Regions from separate parts of the Homo sapiens genome. Here region 2 is linked to region 1. A link is a contact called in ENCODE Hi-C or POLR2A ChIA-PET data. All regions are on one chromosome and are shown on one strand. The core of a region is the stretch at or near the end of the contact, and the rest is flanking DNA. Distances in the headings are between cores, read along the strand shown. Region 1 has its middle 93 kb from the start of UBE2E1. Region 2 overlaps LOC105376993 (a long non-coding RNA gene).

Region 1 (6,496 bases), core at 2,374-4,873:
CTAAAAATACAAAAATTAGCCAGGCGTGGTGGTGGGCGCTTGTAATCCCAGCTATTCGGGAGGCTGAGGCAGAGAATTGCTTGATCCCAGGAGGCAGAGGTTGCAGTGAGCCGAGATTGCATCACTGCACTCCAGCCTGGACGACAGAGCGAGACTTCGTATTAAAAAATAAAAAGAAAAGAAAAGAAAATATCCACGTGGCATAGCCCACCGATAATCAGAGACTTTCACACAGTCCACAAGGTGCTGGGATCTGATAGGTCAGGAGCAGGTGAGACAAAGAGGGAGGACACAGCTAGGGTCTGGCTCATATACAAATCAGATCCTGGTTCCCTTCTGTCTGAAACCCAGGCTGTGTGGGGAATCAGTTAAGGGGGCAGACTCGGGGCCAGACCACCTGAGCTGGAAGCCTGGCTTTCTGCCACTGATGCTATTTGGATGTGGGAGAGTTCTCCTCCTGTGCCTCAGTTTCTTCACCTGTAACAAGACGAGGATAGTGATACCAGCCTGCCTTTATTGTGAAGATGAAAAGAGTCAGCATATGTAAAGCCCTGGGAGAACACTGGGCCACAGTATGTGTGAGTTTGCGGGATTAATAGTTACAGGATCCCCAAATCCTTACCACACCTAAAAGACATGGCCTGCCCAGGCCCTGACTTCCTCTCCTCTCTTCTCATTGCACTCCAGCTTGACTGGCCTTCCTTCTTTACCTCGAGCTTGTCAAGTTTGTCCCTGTTCCTTCAACCTGCAATGCTCCTCCAGGGCCCCTCAGGCTTCAGTTCAGTCACCTCCTCTTTACCCAGCTATCAACCAAACCCTGCCCCCTCCTCCCACCTCCAGCTGCTCGGTAGCACCTCACTCAGTGTTACTTCCTTCATTGAGCTTATCACTGTTTGAAGTTATTGCATTTATTTATGTACTTATTAACTGTTGTCTCCCCAGCAGGTGACCAATTTGTCCCAATTTGCCCAAAACTTTTCCAGTTTTAACTCCCATGTGCTGAGACTCCCTTCAGTTCCAGGCAAACCAGGGCAGTTCTGGTCACCCTACTCGAGTGTAAGTTCTCTGAGGTCAGAGATTTGCCTTATTCACCTCTGTCTCTGGTCCCTAAACAGTACCTAGCACATAGTAACACCTCGGTACGTATTTGTGGAATAAATAAGCGAATAACTAAGCAGCTGGATGAAAATGGAGACATAACTGAGGAGTCTCGCCGTAAAACTACAGTCGTCCCATTTGTTATAAGAAAGACCTAGTAGTTCTGCTTTCATCATTTGCAACACATCACAATGCCGAATGAATCCCGTCAATGCTTTAACTCCTAAGACTGGCCGCCTGCTTCCTGCCCTACTCACTGATGTTTATATTCCTGTCTCCATAGTTACTGAGATGCCTCAGAAGCCAGCAGCTGGGTTGCATCCCAAGCTGAATACGCACAAGTGTCTGGAGACCTGGGGTGATCAAGGCCAGGTGGAAGTTTTGGAGGCTGACACTGCTGCACATGTCATTTCCTCGTGGACCTAATGCCCAGAGCCAGCTTGTCACAGAATCAAACTTAGCTTGTCGGAACTCTGAGCTCTTCTTCAGCCTGCAGGCTGTAGACACGGAAAGAACTGACAAGGAATTATTCTAAACAAGAGCAAGAAAGGTTGGAAGGAACTGCCATATAGAGAAGAAAACAGAGACTACCAGGTATTTCAAAATAAGTGGGGGAAGAAAGGGCAAAACTAGATTTCTCTTTCCCTATGATGATAAAGAAGTGCTATAGCATCTGGCTTTCTTGTTAAGGGAAATACACACATAGAGGTGCAAAGGAAGTCTGGGATTCATCCTATACCTAAGGAAACTATGTGTTAGGATGATCTGGTGAACATATTATGGGCAAGTATCTCTCTTGTGTGATAGTGAGAGTTGTGTTTAATTTTCTCCATTTATTAAGTGGGGATGGCAATTTCTACCCTGACTTACTCATGAAGATGTAACACTATTATATGGTAATCAGCTTGATCCTATGGGTTGAATGAAGAAAACTGCTCCCTCTCAGGGGATGTGTTAAATGGGTCGGGTCATTGCAGTTGAATGAATAAATCAATTTCAGTTGACAGGTTGGTTTCCCACTGCTCCAGAAGTTTTTGCAACAGGGGGCATTTACTTTCTCTTTATCCACAGAGAAGCTGGAGCTCAGAGCTATTTGAGGTCTTCTAAAGAAATAGCCTAAGAAATTATTATTATAACTTAACATTGATATGCATTAGATTAATCCTTTAAGCCACCAGGGTAAAATATTTTAGAATCTGGCCTTGTAAAGGAGAGGGGAAGATGCAAGCATTGAACTGTGCACTATAGGAGGAAGATCCCTCAGCATCTTGGGACTTTGTTAGGAACACAAAGTCTGATTTCTCCTCCAAGGAAGTGGAGGCTCAGCTTCTCGTCTCACACTAAAACCTGACTTCTCTCTCCCTACAAGCCCTATTCTTTGGGGTGATTCTCACTCTACAACTTTGCTTGTCCTGGTGCCTACATTTTCCTGGCCTCCCAGGGGCCATCACTGAAGCCCTGTATGGTCCAGCTCAAACGTTGCCTCCTCCATGAGACATCCCCAGGCCTCTGCTGCCAAGCAGCATCTCTCCAAATCCCTCCTCCAACTGCCGCTACTTCCATGCTAGTCCTTTATCGGTCTCTTCTCACATAATAGCGATTTGTAGATCTCCTTTCCTTCTAAACAGCAAGCTTCCTGAAGCTAGATCCAGTGCATTATTAATTATTGTATTCCCCTGGAGCCTCACTCGGTAAGATGAGCATGGTATGGGGCTCAATAATTATTCACTCAGTTGAATCCAAGTGGAAGAGTCTATGAAATCTACAAGCAACATCTGAGTGAGAGCCTGGGTCAGGAGAAAACAGAGTACTGTCAGGGGCAGAATTAGTCAACCTTGGTCCTCAGATGAGCGAGCTGTGGTTTATGCCAAAGCTGATCTGCACCAATGACCACATTGTGCCTGTTTGGTTTTCATGGTGTCATTTATCTAGAGGTGCAGAATTTTAGCTGGCCATCGTCCCTTTTGGGAACCTAACATTGTACCAAGGCCATCATAGGAGTCTCGCTTGGTATCCGAGTCCCGGGAAGTGTCCACGAGCAGAGTCTACATAGGTTCTATTTGAATGTCAGGGGGAATGAAACCAGAAATGAAAGCAAATTAATAGCCATAGAGATTTGTTTGATCACAAGAAATTACACGGAGGAAAAGTCTCCTATCTCCATGGAAAAATTTACACCCTTCTCCAGCCAGCTGTGTGAGTCGAGGAGAGATGGGGAAATTTGTAATCATTTGCAAGTTTGCCCAGAGGATGAGTTATGTCATTTTTCCTGCAACAATCTGTGCTGCTGGCTGACAGCGTGGAATTTCCTCCTGGATTGTGTTGGCGACTACTCATGAAAATGGCCAATTAGGCTGTGCAAAGCCAGAAACAGTGGCTTGCCGGAAACTGTTAAAGAGAGGGATGAGGCAGAGGATAAACTGAGTTCCCACATCGTGGCTGTTTGAGCATTCTGACCTCTTGCAGTGTTTGGTTTACTCAGGTTTCATCCAGCCTCTTGGTTTCACTGGCCACTGGCGAGCAGGACTGACCTCTTGACAAACAGTTCTTAGTCGCTTCCAGAGCCCAGGGCTGCAGCCCTTCTCTCCCCAACCCCCACAGAACATTTCCCTTGCAGGCACCTGGGAGACAGATGGCGCAATAGCCTGGGGAAACACTTCTTGGATCCAAGCTAAAGGGATGTAGGTTTCAGATTGTTTAGAAGGATGCTCTCTATAGAGCCACAGGCTGCTGAAAGCAGGCAAGTCAGAGCCTCCCTGATGGATCCCTGATTTTAGTGTGGTTGAATAATAAAGCTGAAAGGAACTTCTCCCAGTCACCGGCCCATTCTTATGTTTCAGGCAGGTTTTCTCTGACTCAGTCCCTCTATAAGAAGCTACCTGAGAGACCTAAATTAAGCCTGCCCTATAAATACATTTACTGCCTAGTGCAGAGCAGAGAAAATGACTTGTTTTAATATCTCATCTTTTCTAGCCCAGGCCCACTTTTATGCACAGGTGCTTTCTGTGTAGTTTGACTCTTACAAATCTGTCAGAATGAGGTTGCCAGATAAAAAACAGTATGCCCAGTGAAATGTGTCATGCAAAGAAACAATAATTTTTGAAGTACTTCCCAAAGATTACATGAGACATACTTATGCTAAGAAATCAGTTGATGTTTATCTAAAATGTAAATTGATCTGGGTTCTGTATTTTTATTTACTAAATCTAGCAATTCCAGCCAGGCAGATGCTGGACCTTTTTATTACTCCCCATCATCAGTCATCTGTTAATTTATCTTGATGGCAGGAGTTTCTATGACATGGTATATCAGCTATTTCCACAAAAATGCTGTGTAACCAACCACCCCAAAATTCACTGCCTTAAAACAATAATTACTTATTCTTGGGGATTTGTGGGTTGGCTGGAAGTCGGCTGGTAATATGGGCTGGTTGGGCTTGGGCATATCTGCTCTATGTGTCTCCCTTCCTCTTCCGAGACCTGTAGTGCAGCAGAGGCAGACCCAATGCACAAGCACTTTTCAAACCTTTGGCGACATCACACAAGCGAACATTCCATTAGCCCAACCAAGTCACAGGGTCAAATGCAAAATCAGGACACAAAACTGTAAAGGGTGGGATACAAGGAGAGGTAGAGAATGGAACCAAATAATCTCTCACACTGGGAAAAGACCACTGTGGAAAGCCAGGCAAGCCTAGGGTCTCACCGCACTTTGCCATCAACCAGATATGAGACCTTTGAAAAGTCACATCATCTCTCTGAACCACTGTTTCCTTATCCAGAAAATAGGGCTGTAGTGAGGTTTACAGTTTACAGATTTACTTATAATTGAGCTCCTCTTCAAAGGGCTGAGACCTCTCCTTCCTCTACCTTCCCCAAGCCACCACATGCACTGCAGCACTAAGGGCATACAGAAGTTCTGGGGTCTGCTGGGCCCTTCAAACACTGTTTGGCTACACAACCAACCTTCAAAAAATGGAGTGTCTGTGGCCATGGTCTCTAGCAGCCAAGGAGGATTTCCAAATGGTGAAGATCACCTCTGACTTCTGACTAAATGTGGCAGATTGAACATACACATTAACTCTGCCCTCTCCCCACACCCTACTAAAATGACAGCAAATTTAAATCCATGAGGACAAATGACAACAAATTTCAACCCATGAGGAAATTTAAACCCATGAGGACAAAGAGAATGAGAAGAGTTGGCAGCAGATGAGCAATGTTAATAAAATTGTGGAAAGGCAAAAGAACATGGAAAAATGATAGCTGACTTAGCAGAACTGAGAAACTGAAACATACTTCCTATGAATCGAGGACAGATTTGCTCAGCAGAACTAGAAAATCTCAGAATTTGGAGGACCAAATACTTCTAAATGCTAGTGTAGTGTGAGGGCTAAAACCAGGATTGATTGAAAGTTTAATTGATATGAAATTAGACATCCAGATTCCCTCTTCCATATTTTTGACTATTATGAATAAATCTATAAACATCTATGGGCAGATTTTTGTGTGGGTGTGGTTTCAACTCCTTTGGGTAAATACCAAGGCACACAATTGGTAGATCATATGGTAGAAGTATGTTCAACTTTGTAAGAAACTGCCAAACTGTCTTCCAAAGTGGCTGCACCATTTTGCACTCCCACCACCAATGAATGAGAGTTCCTGTTGTTCTACATCCTTATTAACATTTGATGTTGTCAGAGTTTTAGATTTTGGCCATTCTAATAAGTGTGTAATGCTATCTCATTGGGTTTCTTCGTTTGTTTGTTTCTTTGTTCTTTGAGACAGGGTCTCACTCTGTCACCAAGGCTGGAGTGCAGTGGCACAATCACAGCTCATTGCAGCATCGACCCTGGGCTCAGATGATCCTCCCACCTCAACCTCCCAAGTAGCTGGCACTACAAGCATGCACCACCATGCCTGGCTAATTTTTTTGTAGAGGCAGGGTTTCACCATGTTGTCCAGACTGATCTTGAACTCCTAGGCTCAAGTGATCTGCCCACCAAGGCCTCCCGAAGTGTTGGGATTACAGGCGTGAGCCACTGCACCTAGCCTTGTTGTTTTATGTTTCAATTCCCTAATGACATATGATGTTGAATATCATATGCTTATTTGCCATCTTAATAACTTTTTCGGTGATGTGTCTATTCAGGTCTTTTGCCCATTTTTAAATTAGATTGTTTGTTTTCTTATTGTTGGGTTTTAAGTGTTCATTGTTAAATTTTGGTTAACATTACTTTATCAGGTATATCTTTTGTAAATATTTTCTCCCAGTCTGTGTCTTATCTTACCATCTTGACAGTGTCTTTCACAGAGCAGAAATTTTTAACTTTAATGAAGTCCAGCTTACCAATTCTGTCTTTCATGATTCATGTCTTTGATACTGTATCTAAAAAGTC
Region 2 (6,496 bases), core at 1,911-4,410, 59 kb before region 1:
TCCAGAAAGAATAAAGAGGCATGACTGACCTACTTAACAGAGAAAACACACATGTGACCTGAGGTGCCAAAGCCCTCCCTGGAGTGTTCCACACCAACTAATTCAGACTGCGGGGAAAGGATTGCTGAAGGTTACTTGTTCTGTGCCTGCCAGGTTGAAGCAAGACCAACTGCTGAAGGGGTGGGCGAGGTTTGCCTCCCTTCCTAAGGAGGTGGAAGTGTGAAGATTTTGCACACTGGACAAATAAAGAGATGAAAACAAGGGTGAACTCAAGACAGCAAAACAAAGCCATAAACCAGCCCCTACCCGTGTGGGAACCTTGCTGAAGAGTTTGATGTTTTTCCTTTTTCCTTTGCACTCTGGGAACAGTCATATGAAGCATCCTGTTTAAATACTTTTCTCCTTTGAAGCAATACCCTCTAGTTACTCATGACCCTTCAGTGATTCACAAACCATCTTGTGCTTCCTATGAGTTGATGTAGGGTGGGCTGGGGACCAGGCAGTAAGAGAAGCCTGGCGTCTCCACATCACCACTCTGCAAGCTTCCGTTTTCTCCAGAGTGTTCTGAGTCTGTCCTCCCCAACCCCTCCCTGTCGGGCTAGGCCATTTTGCCTGCTGTCCCTCCACCGGCATTGACAAGCCCTAGGGGCACCACTGCTTAGGGGAAGGGCAGCTTCTGCATGTGGCCCTCTCCTGGAGAAAAAACATGCTGATTTTGTTTTTAAAATAAATGTTAGCTGGAGCACTGGCTCACACCTGTAATCCCAGGACTGTGGGAGGCTGGGAGGATCACTTGAGCCCAGAACTTCAAGACTAGCCTGGGCAACATAGCGAGACCCCATCTCTACAAAAAAAAAAAAAATCTCCTTAAGCTGATAAGCAACTTCAGCAAAGTCTCAGGATACAAAATCAATGTGCAAAAATCACAAGCCTTCCTATACACCAATAACAGACAAACAGAGAGCCAAATCATGAGTGAACTCCCATTCACAGTTGCTTCAAAGAGAATAAAATACCTAGGAATCCAACTTACAAGGGATATGAAGAACCTCTTCAAGGAGAACTACAAACCACTGCTCAACAAAATAAAAGAGGACACAAACAAATGGAAGAACATTCCATACTCATGGATAGGAAGAATCAATATCATGAAAATGGCCATACTGCCCAAGGTAATATAAGATTCAATACCGTCACTATCAAGCTACCAATGACTTTCTTCACAGAACTGGAAAAAACTACTTTAAAGTTCATATGGAACCAAAAAAGAGCCCACATTGCCCAGACAATCCTAAGCCAAAAGAACAAATCTGGAGGCATCACACTGCCTGACTTCAAACTATCCTACAAGCCTACAGTAACCAAAACAGCATGGTACTGGTACCAAAACAGAGATATAGACCAATGGAACAGAATAGAGTCCCCAGAAATAATACCACACATCTACAACCATCTGATCTTTGACAAACCTAACAAAAACAAGCAATAGGGAAAGGATTCCCTATTTAATAAATGGTGCTGGGAAAACTGGCTAGCCATATGGAGAAAGCTGAAACTTACATCTTATACAAAAATTAATTCAAGATGGATTAAAGACTTAAGTGTTAGACCTAAAACCATAAAAACCCTAGAAGAAAACCTAGGCAATACCATTCAGGACATAGGGACGGGCAAGGACTTCATGACTAAAACACCAAAAGCAATGGCAACAGAAGCCAAAATTGACAAATGGGGTCTAATTAAACTAAAGAGCTTCTGCACAGCAAAAGAAACTACCATCAGAGTGAACAGGCAACCTACAGAATGGGAGAAAATTTTTGCAATCTACCCATCTGAAAAAGGTCTAATATCCAATCCAGAATCTACAAAGAACTTAAACAAATTTACAAGAAAAAATCAAACAACCCCATCAAAAAGTGGGTGAAGTATATGAAAAGACACTTCTCAAAAGAAGACATTTATGCAGCCAACAGACACATGAAAAAATGCTCATCGTCACTGGCCATCAGAGAAATGCAAATCAAAACCACAATGAGATACCATCTCACACCAGTTAGAATGGCGATCATTAAAAAGTCAGGAAACAACAGATGCTGGAGAGGATGTGAAGAAATAGGAATGCTTTTACACTGTTGGTGGGACTGTAAACTAGTTCAACCATTGTGGAAGTCAGTGTGGCGATTCCTCAAGGATCTAGAACTAGAAATACCATTTGACCCAGCAATCCCATTACTGGGCATATACCCAGAGGATTATAAATCCTGCTGCTATAAAGACACATGCACACGTATGTTTATTGCGGCACTATTCACAATAGCAAAGACTTGGAACCAACCCAAATGTCCATCAGGGATGGACTGGATTAAGAAAATGTGGCACATATACACCATGGAATATTATGCAGCCATAAAAAATGATGAGTTCATGTCCTTTGTAGGGACATGGATGAAGCTGGAAACCATCATTCTGAGCAAACTATTGCAAGGACAGAAAACCAAACACCGCATGTTCTCACTCATAGGTGGGAATTGAACAATGAGAACACTTGGACACGGGGTGGGGAACATCACACACTGGGGCCTGTAGTGGGGTGGGGAGAGGGAGGAGGGATAGCACTAGGAGATACACCTAATGTAAATGGTGAGTTAACGGGTGCAGCACACCAACATGGCACATGTATACATATGTAACAAACCCGCACGTTGTGCACATGTAACCTAGAACTTAAAGTATAATTTTAAAAAATCTAATAATTAAAATTAAAATTAAAATTTGCAACTTGTCCAGAGATTAGGAATTAAAACCCAAACTTAAGTATCTTAAAATTTCTATCTAATACAATGGAACCAATCTTTAAGATACTCTCATTTATTAAATTTCTCCATCTGTGTTTGTATGATACTGCTTGTGTGTCTAGAATTTTTACTTCTGCCCAAAGAAATTTTGCTTATTGTTGCTAAGTTTTTAGAACACCGTCCCTTGATGGGGAAAAATAAATCTATAGGGATTTAACTAGAAGTCCTACTTCAGAGATTACTTTTCAAGATGTGTAGAAAGAAGAGGGCCAAGGAAAACCTCACTGACCTTTTCCCCCAGCAATGAAAATGTTCAAGTTTCTTAAAATAAAAAGCAAGCACCTGAGTGTTATTTATAATTTCAAACGTTCAGTTTCAGTTTCTAATCCACCAAGTCCTCCACCTCCAAAGCTCACAGTGACTTTCCTAAGCAGCTTCATTTCACACGGTTCCCTGTTGTCTGCTTTCTTTTATGGGTCTGTAAACTCTAGAAGATTCAGTTATGCAAAGGAGGTTACAAATGCTGTCTTTAAAGGAGGGGAGAAGCAGAAAGGTAAGTGGAAAAAGCCAAATGAGCCACCAGGGCTGCTTCCTGAGAAAGCTGACCTCCCTCTTGTCTTCATTGGAGGGTAAGTCCTCAGTTGACACTGTCAATAGGTCTTTGGAAACTGCAACTTTAAGCGGAACGACATAGGACAGATCAATTTTACTGAAGGCTAACTGATACAAACAAGAGTTAAGTTCCCTTGGCACGTTTCTGATCACAAAAACATTAAACTTCTAAATAAAGATCAAAACACTTCTAATTTTAAACCTTAAACTAAATGTGAGCTAAGGTACATTTAAGAAAGAATAGGCCCAGCATGGTGGCTCATGTCTGTAATCTTAGCACTTTGGGAGGCCGAAGCATGATGATCGCTGGAGGCCAGGAGTTCAAGACCAGCCTGGGCAACATAGGAAGACCTCATGTCTACAAAAATAAAAAATAGCCACGTGGCAACATGTGCCTGGACTACGTGAGTTATATCTTATGACTTTCAAGTAATTCTTTGAGAGCAAGGCATGAAGGAATTGGAATCAAGAGGAATTGGCAGAATTGGGGGAAGGGTTTGAAAAGGAATTTGGGACAGGACTAAGGCTACCTTTATTAAATGTCTGTTATCTTGTTCATTGTGGAATTTTTTAAATATCAATTTTGATTGGATTACGATGCTATATTTTTTAATTACTGAGTTTTGTTTGTTTGTTTGTTTTTGTTTTTGGCAAGCCCTTAAATTTTGTTTGCATTTAATACAAGGCCTGGAAACCAGAGAAGATGACCAATTTCAAAACCAGAGAAGCAACCCTAATATGAAGTTCCAAATGGTGTGGCAGGAAGGTAGCAAGACACCTGGGGCAGATAACAACGGTTTGAGCACCTGCTCTGTGGCAAGCTGCCTGAAGGGACTTGACACACACTTGCAGACAGTTCTCAGAAAAGTTCAATAAATTGCCCAAGGCCAAAGAGCTAGTAAGTTGTGAGCTTGGATTTGAAGCTGATTTTTCTCTTCATTGCAAAGCCCTGGGCAACAGTCTTTTTGCCATGAATCGGGAATAAACAGGAGAGAGCATGGAGATGGCAACAGACTCAATTTATGAATGAAATTCTATTTTATTACTTTTAAATACAGATAAGGCCAGGCATGATGGCTTACACTTGTAATCCTAGAACTTTGGGAGGCTGAGGCAAGAGAATTGCTTGAGGTTAGGAGTTCAAGATCACCTTGGACAACACGGGGGGTTGGTTGGGGAGGGGGAAGAAAGAAAGTGAAAGAAAAATAAATACAAATAAATACCAAAAGAGACCAGTACACTCTCCAGGGGCAAATAATGAATAATATTTCAAATCACTATCTTATTTTTTTCAACTTTATTGAGCTATTATTGAAGTAGATAAGCTGCACATATTTCCATGTAAAAGTTGGTCAGTTTCGGTGTGTGCATACCCCTATGAAATCACTCCCACATCAAGATAGCATTTTCTTTTTTTTGAGATGGAGTTTTGCTCTTGTTGCCCAGGCTGGAGTGCAATGGCGCAATCTTGGCTCACTGCAAATTCCACCTCCCAGGTTCAAGCAATTCTCCTGCCTCAGCCTCCCAAGTAGCTGGAATTACAGGTGCCTGCCACCACACCCAGCTAATTTTTTGTATTTAGTAGAGATGGGGTTTCACCATGTTGGTCAGGCTGGTCTCGAACTCCTGACCTCAGGTGATCCACCCGCCTCGGCTTCCCAAAGTGCTGGGATTACAAGTGTGAGCCACCACGGTTGGCAGGATAGCATTTTCATTACCCCCAAAAGTTTCCTGGTGCCCTTTTGTAATCCATCCCTTCTTCCATCCCTGTTTCTAGGAAAGCATTGATCTACTTTTGTCACTATGGATTCGTTTGCATTTTCTAGTATTTTACACAAATGGAATCATGCAGTATGACTCCTTTTCATTTGGCTTCTTTTACTCAGCATAATTACCTTGAGATTTGCCCTTGCTGTTGCATGTATCAGCAGTTCATTCCTTCTTATTACCAAGCAATATTCCATTGTATGGACATACCACAATCTGTTTATCAAGTCATTCACCTGCTGATGGTTGTTTTCAGTATCTTAAAGTTCCCATGTACACAAGTAGCACATTTTTAGACCACTTGGATGTGATTTGAAATTATGTGTTCTCCCTAAACTCATGATTACCCTTATATAGCAGGGGCAATGCTATGCGTTCACCTAACCCTGCGTCCCATTACTTCTTCCTGGGAAGATGGAAAATACACGTCTCAGCCCCTTTGCACATAGGCAGGGCCATGTGCAAATTTCCGGTTTCTCTCTTCCCCTTAGGTGGGGGAGTGCGGGCCATGACTGAGCTGGTAGAAGCGCTGGGTGGAAACAGGTAGGGCCGCTGAGCCACCAGATGGAAGCAGCCACCTTGGAAAGCACTGGCCTGCCGTGGACTTCATGCCCAAGAGAAGTAACCTTTTCTGTGATTTGGGGCTGGTTGTTACTGCAGCACAAGCCTAGCCTTTTCTGACTAACACACCTTAGCTTAGCAAACCCTTTCTTTATGAACACAACAAGAAGGCATTCCTGGCTGAATTTCTACCAAAGCTGAATGGAATGCAAATTAATGAAGCTTTTACTATTTAGAATTGTCTAAAAATGTAACTAATACTGTACAGCTACAGACTTCCCTTTGGTGCATGGAAAAGCAATATAAGTATTCGGAAGAGGTGAATGGGAAAAAAACATTTATTACTCTTCATCATGTACCAGCAACTCACCTCCATCCACTTCTTTAATCATCACAACAACTCTAAGGAGATATTATAGCTTCATTTGTACTAAGGAAAAAACTGAGACATGAAGAGGTTCCCAGGGATACACAGCTGGTAGGTAGCAGATTTGGAATTAAAATCTAGGTCTGCCTAACTGCCAACTGCCTGTTTATCCCATCAGATGGGGAAATGCAGAAAGAGGTGAGCAAAAGAGCCCCTATGGAACAGCTATCCACTCTTCACTACATGCTAAGGCCATTAGCAAAAGGAGAAAGGGGAGGTTCAGGCAGGGACGGTCTGAAAAGCAGGTGGACAGCCCCAGCTATGGACAGGTGGTCACGGCACACAGCCAGAGTCCACCCGTTTGTGGCCAAGCTGACTCAGTGAGGTGGAGGGT

The links. Hi-C counts contacts between places; a loop is a spot of excess contacts on that map. ChIA-PET counts read pairs that join two places held with the same protein, here RNA polymerase II (POLR2A). Pooled maps may share reads with other maps.
Region 2: a pooled map shows a loop between it and region 1 (2.3-fold over the local background). The contact joins two enhancer-like sites. A Hi-C loop is called at or near these places in 2 of 168 maps with a recorded cell type or tissue (endothelial cell of hepatic sinusoid and posterior vena cava), 23 of 37 single-sample maps with no recorded cell type and 6 of 50 pooled maps. POLR2A ChIA-PET finds 5 or more read pairs at or near these places in 4 of 52 experiments (BJ, MCF 10A, OCI-LY7 and 1 more).

The regions. Positions count from the first base shown.
Region 1 is chr3:23,709,361-23,715,856 of GRCh38, forward strand. No RefSeq gene overlaps it. Among named protein-coding and RNA genes, the nearest start is that of UBE2E1, 93 kb to the right of the region's middle. Within about 2 kb of position 3,624, at least 7 of the 41 ENCODE cell types and tissues checked have a DNase peak (open chromatin) inside an H3K27ac peak, as active enhancers do.
Region 2 is chr3:23,650,576-23,657,071 of GRCh38, forward strand. It overlaps LOC105376993 (a long non-coding RNA gene), which reads left to right. Exons shown (of 3, transcript XR_940651.3): 3 at 4,093-4,409. Among named protein-coding and RNA genes, the nearest start is that of UBE2E1, 150 kb to the right of the region's middle. RefSeq lists a silencer at 4,170-4,353. Within about 2 kb of position 3,161, at least 3 of the 41 ENCODE cell types and tissues checked have a DNase peak (open chromatin) inside an H3K27ac peak, as active enhancers do.